Linked DNA regions of Homo sapiens: region 2 is linked to region 1. The links are chromatin loops, found by intact Hi-C in ENCODE. Cell type or tissue: Calu3. All regions are shown on one strand. Links, peaks and the distances in the headings refer to the core of each region. The heading gives the core; the rest is flanking DNA.

Evidence for each region. Peaks named below come from ENCODE experiments on the same cell type or tissue, not always from the same donor. Only the 100,000 strongest peaks of a DNase experiment are listed, where the experiment ranks them.
Region 2: a loop joins it to region 1, with 4 times the contacts of the local background. A loop is called at or near these places in 18 of 110 quality-filtered maps.

What each region holds. Positions count from the first base shown.
Region 1 is chr6:126,656,102-126,659,029 of GRCh38, reverse strand. No RefSeq gene overlaps it. Among named protein-coding and RNA genes, the nearest start is that of MIR588, 170 kb to the right of the region's middle. In Calu3, for the core only: a CTCF peak has its summit at 1,278 (motif pointing right); no DNase peak of the experiment used is centred there.
Region 2 is chr6:126,039,301-126,042,228 of GRCh38, reverse strand. It overlaps a transcript of TRMT11 not described here. Among named protein-coding and RNA genes, the nearest start is that of TRMT11, 54 kb to the right of the region's middle. In Calu3, for the core only: no CTCF peak of the experiment used is centred there; a DNase peak (open chromatin) is centred at 1,248.

The DNA.
Region 1 (2,928 bases), core at 329-2,828:
TTTTTAATATCCTATAGTATGTTGCAGAATAAGTAAGGAGAATAGTAGGATCAAAATTTTATATAAAGTTATATGCATTGTTCCTAATCATCTCTGCCCATCTCTCTTATCTCCTTACCACCTGTCTTCTTCCTACACATAGACACACATACATATAGACACACACCATGGTTCTTGGAAATTCCCAGGGATATAAATTTGAAACAAGGTAGTATTGTTGTAAGGGTCATCAAAAAGTCAATACATATTAGGTCACTGTCATTCTCAACAAGATAAACACTGGAATCTTGAGAGAAATTGTAGGGATCATCAATCAATTTATTATATTCTAAAAAATACATGAAACTCCAATGTGCATTAAAATTTAGGAAGAACCTAGAAATCTTATGACTAGGTTAGTTCTAATCCCCAGAATGTCTCTAACCCATGCTCCAGCCTAGAAAATTAAGTGTATTGTGTGAGAGAAGCAAAGTAAGTAAAAGCTGTAAATCTCATAAGAATGGAAAAATGTCTACTTTAATTAACGGTTGTATACCCTGCACTGTGCACAGAACCTGTGACATGATTAGTTCTTCTTAAGTGTTTGTTGAGAAGTTAACTGAATGAGTGAATGGATGATTGGAAAAATTAGAAGTCAATTTTTTAATCTAAAATCAGTAAATTAAAGAAAAATTTATTGAGACTCCATAAAATAATAAGCAAGGCATACAACCTCCAGCCTCACATATTGCATATTATGAAGCACTCATAGACTAACATATTCTATATCATTAATTATGGCTACTCTAAAATCTTCCAGAGGTCTGGAGTTCCTAGTCTTCATCTTTTATCTCCAAACATGACTTAAACTATTAGAAGAATGTGTATCTTTCACCCATTTGGGAAGGAGGGCTTTGTTACTATATTAAAATCATAATCACAAGAAGTCTAGTGGTTACTGGAAACTATTGTGATTGCCTTCTAATAGGAACATTTCCAAACTTCTCCCTTAATGTGGTTGCAATTTTGAATACTTGATGTGAGAAAGTCAGTGTGGTAAAAGATACAAAATACTTAAATTTCTCTACTACAACAAAGACCTGGAGGAAAAGTCTTGAGTTGTGCAAACAATTCATCTTAGTTGTTATCACCACTTAAAAACATTTATACTAATGTAAAAACGCCAAGAAGAGATCGTTTTCCTCTGTCTTTTGAATGTAAAATATCAGAAGGAAATTTTGTTTGGCTGCCTCTTCAAAGAACAAATCACTTGTGTGTAAACAACACCAGTCCAACAGAGGGAGCTAAGTGCACACAGGGATTGAGGGAGAGGGTAAAGATTATTAGATTATAGTCAGACATATATTTTATTCCCTGAATTCCATCCTACTCCTCCCTTAGAAGGACCCATTGACCACAGTGGGGATAGAGAGTTGATTCCGAAGCCCACTGCCATGACTTATCTCATTTTTAAATCTCTTTTCCACTCCTCCTTTTGTTCTTACTTTTCCTTTAGCTTCTCCTGCTTTCTTGATGCAATTTCTTTCTCTCTCCTATTTTCGTTTCCTTCATGTCCTACATGCTAGCTCTGACAACGAATTTTATGACTATTCCACACAATGCAAATGGCATATAAAAACTTATAAAATCCTAACTAAAAAATATACAAATAAAAGATGTCGGGGGGATTCAAGGGGCTGAAAATAAACGGTACTCTAATTTGATTAAGGGAAAATAAATATACACTAGGATTTTAAAGAATATACTAAAATCACCATTCTACTTAAGCAAATCTAAAATGATTGATAATCAGAGGGGTCTTACTTAATAATATGCTACAGATCAAGAAAATATTCCAAAATAAACAAACATGAAAACCTTGTTTGTTTGAAAATCATGCTTTTGAGAAGAATGCTGTATTTCAAATTTCTTATATTTTTATCATCATTTAACCTTTAATAACATTGAAACCTGAGCTACGCCCATCAAAGTAGAGACGGCACCTATTCTATTTCTTGTATAATCCATATAAGAACAAACATGTCTTTTCAATACCGATTTTAGTAGAAGCTTACATATAAAATATAGGTATGTGCACAAAAGTATAATCTTGGCATCAAGGGAAATCCTGGATAATTATAAAGAAGACACAGCTATTAATGTTTATGTGTTAACTGGTATTTTTATCATCATATTACCTTAATTCATTCTTCTTCATCTTTTTGATTAGCTTTCTCCTATCTGATACACAGGTTCCGAATGATTTTCTTCCTTATTTGGAATGCCTTCTCTATCTTTTGTACTCAAATATGTCCATTTTTTAAAGTTCAAATTAAGTTTCATCTCTCATAGTTTCTGGAGTTGATTGAGAATTTGGCCATGCAGATACACAATTGGTAATCTAGAACTGCTAGAAATCATAAGGATATACTTATGTACTTCCATGGAAAACATTTTTTAACTGTTTGAAAGAAAGAGGGATTTTTTTTCATTGTCACTTGGTATGTAATCTTTAATTTTTTATTAGTACAAATTTATGGGATACACATGAAATTTTGTTACATGTATATAATCTAGAGTGATCTAGTCAGGGTATTTTGGGTGTTCACTTGAGTACAATACATTTTTGTTTAACTACAGTCACCCTACTCTATCAAACATTGAAATTTTTACTTTTATTTATCTGTAAATTTGTACTCTTTAATTAACTTCTATTTGTCCTTCCTCTCCCCTGATTCACCCTTCCCAGTCTCTGTTCTCTATCTTTCCACTCTCTACTTCCATGTGATCAGAATTTTTAGCTCCCACATATAAGTGAAAGCATGTGATAGTTGTCTTTTGTGCCTGGTTTATTTCACTTAAGAGAATGATCTCCAGTTTCATCCATGTTGATGCAAAAAACATTATTTTATTCGTTTTTATGGCCTAATAAAATTCCATTTTATATAT
Region 2 (2,928 bases), core at 264-2,763, 620 kb after region 1:
CAAAGGATAGACAGGAATGTGCTGGTCTCTATGATTCTATGACCAGATAGAATCACAGTATGTTTACCATTCCATTATAATTCTTTACACTCTAGACACTATGTTCTCAAACCACTCTGTTTTAGAGAAGATCTCAATGTTTTAGTAAAGTACAAACACCATCAGTCTGCTGTTATTGTCTCCATGTGTATGTTCTGGATTAAGGCACTTTTTTTTGTTTGGATTACAAACCACATTACTTGATAAATATCTGAGAAAAATGGGAGTGGGTAAGTCGGAAATCAAAGTAGATTTCACTTATTCTATGAATACAGTCCTTCTAAGAACAAAGATTCTTGCAAGTGTTTAGTTTTCTAAATAACTTTAAAATGGAACAGAACCATAGCCCAGCAAAAAGAGCCAAGGTTCTTATTTTGGAATAATTTATTCTCTTTTGGTCAAGCAGGTCAACAATAAGGTCATCAATTGCCTTGGCAACACTCACCTCCATTTCCACCACTGCAATGCATTAATGAGTTTATTTATGCCTTGCTTTATCTACAAAGAATTTTTTTCCTGTTAGAACTATTAACATGAGCCTAGTTCCACTGTGCTTTTTCAAGGGAGATTTATTACAATGGGATGGAAAATAAGATCATTTCCCAAAAAAGTCACCTTCAGTTTTCAACAGAGAAACATTATGTTTTATTCCATATCTCTTTGGATAAGCAATATTTGATAATATTTCCAGCATAAGATGTCAGCAGTTCTTCTAACACCAAACGACTAAGAACTTTTATTCAAGAGCCAGAGTTGCTTATATTGGCATCTATATAACACAACCTCAACGTCTAATTTCCTGGTGTTGAAAAAAAGTCAAATCCCTGCTTCTTTAATTTACGAGTATAAAACATATTACCTTAAAAGCTATTTCCATGTCTCAAACTTTTAAAGCACAATTTTAACCCAATAAAATAAACACACCCACTACAATGCCTCCCGTGATGTTAACACATACTCTACTTTCCCCTACAAAACTTGAAATAAGGTTGTTGTTGTTGTTTTTTGTTTTGTTTTTACTTATAATTGCCATCCTTCTTAAATATGTAGGGAATCTCAATATTTGAGTGAGTTTTCTCAACAAGGAAATAGTGGCAATACTGACTTACCTCCCAGAGCTTAAACAGTTTGAAAATGTTTTATTGCTCAATCCTTGTATTTAAAGAGTTAGTCATAAGGAAATCAGTGGCAAGCTGGCCCAAAGCTGGGTCACCCTGGGCAGGAAGTGGCTGAGAAAATTGTAGCAGATTTTAAACTTTTCAAAATCTGCTGGCCACTTTGGCTAAACACAAAGACCACCTACTCCACTATTTCCTCCCAGCTATTAGAGCAAAAAGTACTCACCAGAATAGACGGGAAGGAGGCACCTCTGATGAACACCACCAAGGTAACCGTCTGGAGTTTATGGATATTTAATATATGCCAGAAACAAAATTATACATTTTGTCATATTATAAACATTAAAATAGGCCAGTCCACAGACCACCTAGAATTCCTTCACAGATTATACTGTAAATCCAAACTACAGGACTTTCTGAAATGCAGGCAATTTGCTAGGTGATATTGTTGCTGTAAGCACATGAGGAATACAGTGGTAACATAGAAAACCAGAGCAATCCTGGAAAGGATCTGCTGTAACTTACGCCGAAAGTAATAAGATCCTAACGCCAAAAAATAAAACTCTCTCGTTAAAATAAGAGGGCTTGAGACCTATGCTCTAAAACCAAAATAGTTTGGAAGTAATCAGGTTTCTTTTTTATTTATAAGTACCAACTAAACAAATTATACTCTGAGCCTAGTGACATTTCAGGAATGGGAAACTGAACTTCCTGATTAATACAAAAATAAGCCTCATAATAGGAATCATAGTTTAGAAGACCTCAATTAGTAGTAATAACAAATAATTTCAAATATTTTTTAAGTGTTGGATAATTTTTAAGGATAATGTGACTAAAATTAATATTCCAACTTTCCAGAACTATTTGGACTAATCTTTGTGACCACCCAAAAAAGGGGCTAAGCTAAAATCTCATATTCCAAATTGAGTCAGTGACAAAGTTTCAAACTCACCTCCCATATAACCTCGAAACATTTTAAATAAGATGGTTTAAACAGAAAAACTGAAAATAAATCATCCTTGAATACTTTTAGATTTCCCCCCAGTGTACCACAAATCACATCCAGAAACCCAAACAAAATAATCAGTGAAATGTTTGAGATCTGCTGCTGAAATCCTGAACTGCAAGACAAGAAAAAGAGAGCAAAGCAGATAGCCTGATGTCTCTTTGCTTGGGCAGCACTATACTTTTAGAGGTCCTAAGCTGTGCACATTAATACTCTGAGTCCATAAAAGTCAGCAGTAACACTAAAATAATAATAATAATAAATACAGGCTCTGGTTAGAGAGAGAGGATCCATTTACTGCCACCCTGCTGAGGTACATTTGACCACCAAAGGCAAGAAAGCTATTAGCATCCTGAATTAATGGGTATAGTGGTTTTCAAGCAAGATATTTTCATGATGGACACAATGTGGACTCAGCAAAGTTTCTCCTTCAAGAAAAATATAGCTTCTATTTCAAAGGGCACTGATTAGGCTTAATACCATTAAGGAACCATCAAGCATTTGTGTTGCTGTTACTGCTTTTAACTATCCGTTACTTTCTAAACCAAAAATTGTGGGTAGTTAACTTGAGCAACAGTCAACGGTTAGGAATGCAGGAGCAAATCCAAGGTACAAAAGAGCTTCAAATGTAGACAGGCCTTAAGGAGTTTGGAATCTTTCTAGGTTGTCAGGTCTTAGCCTTTCTTATCATCACTATTAGCATTGTTATTCCTTCCTTGTCTGGAATTTCTAAATAAAAATTTATTTCCCTCATCACATCCCCCA